Linked DNA regions of Homo sapiens: regions 1 and 2 are each linked to region 3. Evidence: chromatin loops called from intact Hi-C (ENCODE). Cell type or tissue: ascending aorta. All regions are shown on one strand. Each heading gives the region's core, and the rest is flanking DNA. Links, peaks and the distances in the headings are about the cores only.

Region 1 (2,500 bases), core at 1-2,500, 510 kb after region 3:
GAAATTGAAGAGAAATGCAGTCCAAAAGTAAAATTCAAACTATTATTAATATATCCTTTCTTAGGTCATCTTAGGATAATACATATTTCTCCTATACATTGGGGGAAAAAATCAGACACATGAATATTTTATAAAGGCACACTGCATTATCAGAAAGCTGTTCCACACATCCACACTTTAATCTGTTATAAATTAACTTGAGTCAGTTCAAATGTTATATGTAATGCACACGATTACAACTGAAGTCAAATCATACACACCCTCAGTAACTGTAAGCCTAAAACAACTCCAACAGTGAATGAGACGGCTAGAGTTTTCCCTAAGGAAGGATAGGGGTTGGGGGCAATCTGCAAAATGGATATAACTGAGACAAATGCAAAGACTGAAAATATCCTAAAAACCTGAAGATGCTCGTGTGGTTTCACAACAAAGTCCCTTTATAAGATCCACAGCCCAAATGACTGCATCTTTCAACTGCTCCATTTCCAGAACTCCTGATTTTAAATCACACTGAAAACCTTTGGCTGCAATTGAATTAGCATGGTTGGATTTAGCCCTTCTAAATGCCAAAAAGGAAAAAAAAAAAAAAAGTACCATTCTAAAGTTTGTTTTGTTTTAAACTCGGATCTTCTGCATTCCAAAATTGTATCCCTCTGACTAATATAAACCGTTATTACAGAGAAATGGTTTTTTTTTTTAAAAAAAAAAAAAAAAGCCAGTGAAAAAGAATGAGGGAGTAGTAATGGTAACATACAGTACCATGAGCTGCAGCGGCCTCCCAGCCAGTGGTGCAAGGTTAACAGATCAGTCCTGGCCTTCGGGCAGACAGCAGAACACAGCCTTGGGGAAGGGGGGACAGGGACGGAGGCCAGGGGAGGGGGCCCGCTCTCAGGCAGTTTACACAAGAAGGCAGCTCAGCTCCTTTCTGGCGCACTCCTCCTCTCTATCTCCCAACCTCTTTGCGTGTGTCTTGTCATATTTTCTTCAGCTGTTAATTGTCCAGACTCCAAGACTTTAAACAGCCACAGTTTAGGAAAAAGCGAAACCCTTCTAAGTGACCATCACAGCAAATCAGCTTCATGCTAGTGGGTAAAATTTTCCAAGGGAAGTGTTCTTCTGATAGTTCCTGAGTCTCTAAGTCACCCCCACCCCCACCCCCACCGGCCGCCACACACACTCCCCTGGAGGGCTAAATGCACTGTGGCAATAAAACATTCATGCGACTTGGAATTTTAACACAATGCCATTTCCCTAGTTTAACCTGAAAGGAATGCACTAGTCACAACAGACTACATCATCCTGCCATTAAACCCTGCCAAGGAACCGCTTTTTTGGCCGCGCTGGGCCAGCTTTGACGGGAAAGGAGTACACAGACCCACACACTGAGCACAGAGGGGCCACCTCTGCTTCCTCAGCCTTATCCAGCAACACCCTGCTCTTGAACATGACCCCTGACCCCTTGCATTGTGACCAGCTTGTGAGGCATGTGTCACCCTGGAATTTCTGCAGAGCCACACACTGCGCAGGCCATTTGCTGCTCCCTCTCAACAGGCTCTTGGGCAGACGCCAAAGGTTCTTTCTTATTATTACTGCTACTATTGAAAGTCTTCTGTTTAAATGTAGGGATGCTTTTTCCTCGAGTTGTATGATAGTGTGGCTTGGGTTTTTTTTTCCCTCCTTTGTTTGTTTTGGACTTTTTAAAAAACAAACTTTACATTTGCATTGATAATTATGTTATTATTAATGACAAAATGATTCAGTATGGGGACTACTTATCAAAGGTGCCAGTTCTTTCACATTTAAGTGACATTCAATTTAGATTTACAAAACACCCAGAAACAATTCCTATTTCTCCAGAGAAGTTGAGAGAAAAATTCAAAGGGATTGAATCCTAAAACACCTACACTTAACCATTTTTATTTACATGCTATTATTACAAAACAAACAAGCAACAATATTAGATCAAAAAACTGGATTTACTGACTTATTGCTTGTGCAGAGAGTTCTGCCTTCCAAGCAACATAACTGACAAGCAACTATTTTAAAAAGTATGTATACCAAATGAAAAATTAAAATCATACTAAATGTTTACAAATGTTTTTATAATTTTAAAATTGTTCTCATGTAGCCCTTTATAACCAATCACAACAGTACTAATTTTTGCAAGTTAACAGAGGTCATAGTTTTGCACCCCAAAATACCCCTTTCTTCTTCTACCACTGATTCTCCTACCACTGAAGGATGTCTTCCAGATTGTCTTTTTCTGATCATTCATCTTATTAACTATCTTCATATGATGCACATTCACTTTCAATCTTGTCCAATTGTTTTATTATTCCTCTTCTCTACTGTAGTCATAGGCAATTCTAAAAAGCACAAAGTCCCCTCTTTTTGCCCTGACCTTGAGCTACAGCCAGGTGAGCTGTGATTATCCCTACAGAAGGCAGAAGGTGTTCCAGCTTTAATCTCCTGGAGTGAGGCCATGTCCCCTTTCAGTAAC
Region 2 (2,500 bases), core at 1-2,500, 50 kb after region 3:
CCAACTTCCAGATTTAGCAAATCTGTATTGTTAGTACATACTAAAAATTAAAGGACAGCAAGAAATACAAATTTAATTTGTAAAAAGTCTTCAATTACTGGTTTGGAAATGCCCCTTGGAGATACAGGCTTCATTCTGGCTTGCTTTTCAAACTCAGTCACTAACCACAGGGTGTGAGGGTCCCGCTCCTGCAGTCTTCAGGGCCATTGGCTCCACTCTCCACCCCCTGCTTTGTGCTACAGCTTCCAATCTGATTTCACAATAAAAGGTCACACAGCTGCCTTTGGCTGCCAAGTTTCAAATATGCCCTGATGTTAACCCTTTAGAGGCTACAGAGCAGTGGCATTTTTCTCAGTGCTGTTCCAGTATTCACATAAATGGGTCATCTAAGTTCCAAGAATATGCATGCCCTCCACCCTCCACATAGGACTCCATAAAACCATTACATTTGAATGAGAATGTAAGATGCTTCCAAAACTACATTGATGCTATTTCCTAAATTGATTTTTTTGTGAAGAAAGTTGTGTTGTAGTGTTCCACCCTCAGAGTGTCTTAACCAGTGAGCATCTTGTAGACAGTCCTTCCCCGATATTCTGCAACACCTCACCCCATCCCTCCAAAGTCTTTGGGGAATGAAGAAGGCTAGAGCCACCAGCTTCCCTCAGAGAGGAGACCTGGGCTTTAGGCTTCCTGAACCTCATTCTGACTCTCCTTAATGTTCTTCTTTATCCTGCTTCTTGAAAAAGCCAACTTGGAGCATATGTGGACAAGCTCCAGAAAACAGTGTGCTCTCATCAGTGAGCCCATCTAGTGGGGAAGGCAAACAGAGTCATGCACCCGGATCCCCTTGGTGGAACCAGGCCAGCAGTCAGCTTAGAATGTCTAAGGAAGGAGACTCCAGCAGCCAATCTAACCTCACAACCCCACAACTCCTCCCTGCCTTGAATCACTCTTTCCCCGCTGGCCCACAGAGCTTTGATGCAGCCCTTCAGAGACCTGGGTGCATTGCTGACACGACTGTCTAGCCCACTCCCCTCTGAGACCTCGTGGGAAGTGTTATGATTTTCTCTGTGCTCCTCTGTGCCTAGCACCGTGCCTGACACTTTAGAAGCCCTAATTGTCCGTCAGATGAATCAACAAAGATAAAATATCAGTTGACAATTAACCTGCTTCAAAGGATGAACAACTCTATTTCTGGAAACTGTACTGAAGTAATTGGTTCACAGATTAAATTGCTAAAGTGCTTACTGGACAAGTTAGTGAGTGACTTTTTTGGCACACTTCATAATAAGTGACACATCTTTGACTAGTCACCAGGAATGTGAGTTTATCCACCAAGCATTTATTGAGACTCGCGTACGTGCCCAGGAGTGTTCCAGTACCGTGGGGGAGGGTAGCAGGGAAAGGGAAATAGAACAGAATTGTGAGTCCTGGGTCCTGTCCTCCAGCATCTTAATCCTAATGAGGAGGAACAGATTCAGAAAGACTGTGGCAGAACACTTGTGACACTCCAAGCTGGACCCTCAACCCTGGACAAACTTGCTGTGATTTAGACATGGCTCAGCCAGCCAGGTTGGTTCTGGCCACAGTATCTCTGGACCACATCATGTCACAATGCAGTATGGTCACATCATTAAAACATCCAGACATGCCTTCAACCATTATATAGCCAAACCAGTGTCTGTGGGGAGATGAGTGGTTTCAGTGAAATCACAAGTCTGAGAGCAGAAATGGCAAATGAAGAACTTCACTGAGCAAAACCCCTGGAAAAGCGAGGGGGCCATGCCAGCCTCTTCCTTCAGAGCTCAGAGCTGCTGCCTCTTCCTCTCACCTGCCTAGGTTTCCTAACTTCTCTTGAGAGGCAGGTGTGGCTAACACATTTTTAAAAATAACTTGGCACCTATTTCCAACCCCCTTTTTCTTTATCTCTCTCTGCTATAGCAGCTGGAAAATCTAAATATGGTATTTCCCAGCCTCTCTGGTGTTCTCTTGGCCAATGAGACAGAAGCACAAGTCAGCTGGGGGCTTCTTGGAGGGTTTCAGCTCTCCTGACACCACCCCTACCCAAGTCCCTTTTCTGTCTTGACCACAGACATGACCGCTCAAGGTGAGGCAAGCCTCTTGTGAACATGAGAGAAAGGTTAAAATCAGCACAGAGACATTGGTCCCGATGCCAAAGCAGCCTTCAGATGTCTTGTTGTGTAAGAAAACACAATTCTGTTTAAGTCACCCTTGGGTTTTCTGTTACATGCAGCTAAACATATTCGTAACTGGATTAGAGAGTTAAAAATTTCCTTTTCTTTATATGAGGAATGATCAATAAGATATCAAAAGTGAATACCAAATAGGAAAGAGGAATATAGTAGCAGAGAAACTAGTATCCCTGGGACCCACAATGACATTTGTGGAACAGCTCATTGTGACTGGCTATGGACACAAAGTGGGCCCTTTGCCTGCCTCCCAGTTAATACAGCATAGAACCTTTTAAAATAAATAGTGT
Region 3 (5,245 bases), core at 1,288-3,787:
CAAATTGTGAGGTCTCCTCGCTCTCTTGAATCAAGCCCAACATGCTCCTTTTTCAGAGGAGGAGGAAGCCCAGAGAAATGAACTGAACTTTTCAAATGTCTCAAGGCAATGATTCTACAACCAGTTGCCTCTTTCTAAGAGGCCCAAACATTTACTCGTGGTTCCCAGTCAATATATTTTGTCTTTTGGGGAGTGGGGATCATGGTTTTTAATAATTTCACCCAGTTTAGATTCTTTCCAGTAGAAAGGCAGACCTGGATTAGAATCCTGCCTTATTCCACGTGTGCTACAGGAAGTAACCGTGTCCCTTTTAACCTCTGAAGTTTCTTCCTCTGTGTAGTGGAGTACGTCACCATCACAGTGCTGTTGTGAGGGTTGAATGAAATAAACCACCTAGAGCATTGATTATGAAATGCAAAGTCGAAGTTCAAGAAATGGTGCCTAATGTTGTCTCTTTCCCTTGTCTACAAAATGGATACTTGTTACAAGCCTACCAGGTGCCTCAACCTTTAACCAGTAGGGTTTTCACTACCATGAAACAAGGGGCAATTCCATGTTCGACACATGCTCGGGAGGCTCTGCTGACTCTCCCAGGCCTTCATGGCCATCATCGTTGGGCATGCAGCCCACCACCCTCCCAGCACAGACACACAGATCCCGACCACACACTCCCAACCAGAAATATCCAAAAATACACTAAGAAAAATCCAATAATACTTACTTGAGGTTCTTAAACTCTTTCTTTGGGGGTAGATAGATACAAGGCAGTAAACCAGCATAGGGAAAGAAAAATAGCAAAAAACAAACAAACCAAAAAAACACCTAATAAAAAAATCCCATAGGAAGGAAATGGAACCCCCCCCCACCCACCCCAAAATGGATCTAAACTGTGTGGTTGCCGGAGCTGCTTTCCTGAAAAGAGGGCCAGAAACTGAGAGCATGGAGCGCTTAGACTGGAATTGTTTTCTAAACAGAATTTTTTAGGGTATATTTTTCACATATATTACCCTTTCTCAAAATGCCCTGGCCAAAAGTAGTAAAAATGCTGTACTATTAAACTTAAGTTAGGGGCCTGTGTTGGCTGAGGGACCCAGCTGGGTTTCTTCTGGCAACCGGAGAAAGAAGGAGGCGGGAAAGTGCCACTGCGCCCTATTACCCTCAGGTGCCCATTTGGTGCCAACTGGGGGATGTTTGATTGAACTTGGCCCCTAGCTAAGAACAGTGGGGGTGGGAGTGGGGGAAAAGTAAGAGACAGTTTAAAAAATAATGAAGGGACATAGGTATGTTGAGAAGAAAAAAAGAAAGAAAAATCACATCTGCATATTTTCTGAATGAGCAAGAGAGGTTATGATTACAGCTTCATTTTGTGTTCCTTGTTAAAAAGAGGCAGGGCCTCCTAGGACTTGGCAGTGGGTGCCTAGAGGTATGGTAAGAAGAGGGTGGAGAATGGCCCAAGTTTTATTCAAAACAGTAGGTTTTAGCTAAAGCCAAGTTGGGCAAAAGAGACATGTTCACAAGTCATCACCAGTTGTGGCCAAAGAAAGGTCACTTTCCATCTTGTGATTTTCCACGGTCCTTGGGGACCAAATTGAAAGCTTTAGGGCTTTGACTTTGTCCTCAGGAAAGTAAACTCAGCTTGAAGTACAAGTTCCTGGTGGCACACTGGGTCACATTGCCACGACGAAAGTCCAGCACACCCTGACTTGCTGGAGGATACCTGAGGAAAGGTCTGTGGTCGGAGCTGAGTGGGTTTATTGATCTTACTGGAAAATGGGCATTTCAGCTTCTCTCCAAGGAACCAGCCCAGACGTGTCAGCAAAGAGTCCCTTTGGACACATTGACCCAAGCTGAAAAATGTATGAAAACACTTCATGTCTACTAAATCTGGTACTGCTAGCTGCATTGTCTGATGGTCCATCCAAGAAGAAAGGGAGGGACTGGGAAGAGTGACCGCCTCTCTCTGCAGTCCTATGTCTGCACCAGAGCCGCCTCACGGGCCTATGGGCAGGCAAGGAAGCTGTCAAGGACCTACCAAGCCTTGGCACAAAGATCGCTGCAGTTGGGAAGAACCTTTAGCTCACAGATGTTTTGCAGCAATGAATGGAACAAAAACAATGTCTGTTAGTGCCACCAGGCCTTGCAGTTGGAATCTGAGTTTGGGCTGCTAGAACATGACCAAAGGAAACAAATGTTTGACCAGACATCTGAGAACATGTGTTTTGTTTTGCTTGTGTAGATGCAGACTGCTGGCCTGAGGTGTCTGCTTTTGGCTGAGAGGCAACATGGAGGCCCGTTGCAGACATGCACCATGCCAAATACAGGCAAAGCCAGCCTAGGGGATTGCACTGGTCTCTGTTTAAATCCCTCAGTAAGATGGGTTTCCCCCTGTTCTATTCCAAGTCTAAACTTACAGTGGTTGAAGAGACGGGACAAAAAAACAGGTGTGGTTTGAACCCTCTGGATTTGAACTCTTTTTTTTCTCTCCTCTTCCTGACTTGGATACCAAAGAAAGAGCCTCAACTCACCACTGCTTGGACCACCCCACAATAGCCCCACTCCTTTTCTGACCAGGACAAGAAAGGGGCTCCTGAGGGAAAGGGTTTCTAATAGATCCATCCTGGGATACCTTGGAGGCACTAAAAAAAGAAAAAGAAAGAAAGAAAACCAATTCTGTTCTGGTGATGTTTATGTGGGCTTTTTAAGAATGTCCAGGCTCCCGTCCAGTGGTGGCTGCTGTTTCTCGGTGGCAGAGATGATGCCTGGTTTATTCTTAGTAAAGTGCTTAGGACGCTGAGCCTGAGGGGCTCTGGAATGGAAAAACAAAACAAAACAAAACAAACCGGAGGCCCGCTCTGCCTGGCTCCTAGAGACACGCAAAGCTGGGCAAAGGAAGGAGATTGAGGTGGGACTGAGACATTGTTGCATTGTGAATGCCCCGGTTCCCCACCTCCTGCCCCCCGAATCATGATTGTTTTATGCGGTTATTTTTCCCTTTGGTGAGGAAAATGGGATGTGGTGTCAATTACTGGGAAAAATATACAAAGTCCTAATGGCTAATCTATTCTTCTAAGTATGTGGAAGGCTACTACACCGAAGAGACTTGATCTAATTGTATAATAAAACTCAAATCATTTCCAGCCAGATCGGACATGCCAGGGCTGCTGCTGCTGCCGCCGCCGCTGCCCTGGGCAAGAGAGAGGTGAGCTGACCCTGGAAATTGCTTGTGGGTAAAATCAGCAGAGGATCTGAAGGCAGTCGGGAATACGGCTGCGGGGAGCAATGAGGGACCATAAAGATGTTGTACTGTAAATAGTATCTTCTTGTTTTATGTGTCTCCGTGGTGGCAGTTGTTTTCTCGGCTAGAACGTCTATGTCAAGAGCCTAACCTTGGAGAAAAATCCACAATACTGCTCCATGATGTTCTCTCCCTTCTTCCCTGGACTCGTCGTTTATAGGTTGTCATTTAAAAAACTCACAGCGCCAAGCGTTTTCACATAATTTGTCTCATTTAATTTCATCCTCCCGACAACCCTCCCAGGAAAATCCAATTATCATTTTACAGATGAAAAATCTAAGGGAGGCTAAGTTGTCCAAAGTTTCATGGCTAAAAGATGATGGTGCCAGGACTCAAACTCAGGCTTTCTAACTCATGTTGGCCTTTTCTGCTCTTCCACAGCTGTCCCAGTTTGGGGCCAGCAGGCCCCCTTTGCAAAGCCCTGTTAAGTGATTTTGGTGTCAGGGCATGGTGGAGACCTGAGGCTTGGGAGCAAGGTGTGTGCAGTGTGGAGCTGGTGGAAACACATTTCCTAAAATTAGCTTTCTCCTTTCAACTCTTTCTGATCTGATCTAAAAACATGAAAAGGCTCACAACCACCCGCTTGCATGTAAATCCAATGACAGCTTCTAAGGCCACCACAAAAGGCAAAGCCTCTGTTTATTTAAGCATTGGGATTTAAAAAAAAAAAAAAAAGAAAAATACATCTGGGAGTAGAAGTCATTGGGTTATAAATGAGCTCTCGCCCCACCAAAGAAAAAAATAATAATTATAATAAAAATAATGGCACCATATTCTCTGATAAACCAGTGCCAGAAAAGCTCTTGGGGATCAAGTTTTGTCAGTCCCCAGCTTTTACCAATTTAAATTCTTGGCAGAGTATTAAAAAAAAAAAAAAAAAGTATAAGGTATTTGAAACTTCAGTCCCTCAGGTACTAAATCTAGCGTTTCCTGGCAATAGATGAATGTTGCTGGAGTGAAAACCTAGCACCACAGGACCATATCTCCACGGCTGTTCGTATTTATACTTAACAGACAAATATGTCATTCTTTCCGGATCCCTTTATGGGGCCAATTTTTTTTTTTCCTAATGTGTTACCCACCTACTTCTGATAAAAACGAAGACCAATGAAGCCCAGGACACAGACTTTGAGTTAGCAGGATGCTCTTTGGTATCAAAAACCATGTTTTCCCCCAGCTGCTTAATTCCCTAAGCCACAGGTATAATAAGGTAGGAACAGGATTCTAGATACACAAACCTCGGTGGAGATTGTGAGCAGGCGCAGGATCGATGTAGCCTGATGACATTCATTCCCTGGTCTCTTCACATGTTCTTGTTCTTTATGAGTTGGTTGTGATCCACAGAGAGAGTTGGAACTGAGATGATTTTGCCAGAACTTGGGTTGGCAGAGGCTGTGTGACTCTTTCTGGGCAGTTAGCAGAAGGACCACTTTTCAGTGTTAAGGTCTACACTCATTCATCAACTATGGATCATTTCTCTATTCGGGGGTCCTGCAGTTCTACTTCATCATAAAGCTTTCTCTAATTGCCTTTCAGAATATCTTTTCTATTCCACTCTTTTTTTTTTTTTTTTTTTTTTTGAGATGGAGTCTCACTCTGTTGCCCAGGCTGGAGTGCAGTGTTGCGATCTCAGCTCACTGCAAGCTCCGCCTCCCGGGTTCACGCCATTCTTCTGCCTCAGCCTCCCGAGTAGCTGGGACTACAGGCACCCACCACTACACCTGGGTAATTTTTATACTTTTAGTAGAGACGGGGTTTCATTGTGTTAGCCAGGATGGTCTCAATCTCCTGACCTCGTGATCCGCCCGCTTCAGCCTCCCAAAGTGCTTGGATTACAGGCATGAGCCACCACGCTTGGCCTATTCTCCTTCTAATTAAGTTTCTTCTCTTTTCTCTCCTCTAACCCCTGCTAATGGCATTAAGCATAGTCTGGAAATATCTCAGATTATT

What was found. Peaks named below come from ENCODE experiments on the same cell type or tissue, not always from the same donor. Only the 100,000 strongest peaks of a DNase experiment are listed, where the experiment ranks them.
Region 1: a loop joins it to region 3, with 4 times the contacts of the local background. A loop is called at or near these places in 9 of 110 quality-filtered maps.
Region 2: a loop joins it to region 3, with 2.1 times the contacts of the local background. A loop is called at or near these places in 5 of 110 quality-filtered maps.

What each region holds. Positions count from the first base shown.
Region 1 is chr9:16,703,994-16,706,493 of GRCh38, forward strand. All of the region lies in intron 3 of BNC2 (basonuclin zinc finger protein 2), which reads right to left. Among named protein-coding and RNA genes, the nearest start is that of BNC2-AS1, 22 kb to the right of the region's middle. RefSeq lists an enhancer at 407-1,161. In ascending aorta, for the core only: no CTCF peak of the experiment used is centred there; DNase peaks (open chromatin) are centred at 818 and 1,408; H3K4me3 peaks cover 1,730 bases; H3K27ac peaks cover 2,078 bases.
Region 2 is chr9:16,246,059-16,248,558 of GRCh38, forward strand. All of the region lies in intron 1 of LINC03041 (long intergenic non-protein coding RNA 3041), which reads right to left. Among named protein-coding and RNA genes, the nearest start is that of LINC03041, 29 kb to the right of the region's middle. In ascending aorta, for the core only: no CTCF peak of the experiment used is centred there; a DNase peak (open chromatin) is centred at 1,373.
Region 3 is chr9:16,194,993-16,200,237 of GRCh38, forward strand. No RefSeq gene overlaps it. Among named protein-coding and RNA genes, the nearest start is that of LINC03041, 79 kb to the right of the region's middle. In ascending aorta, for the core only: no CTCF peak of the experiment used is centred there; a DNase peak (open chromatin) is centred at 2,740; H3K4me3 peaks cover 777 bases; H3K27ac peaks cover 2,500 bases.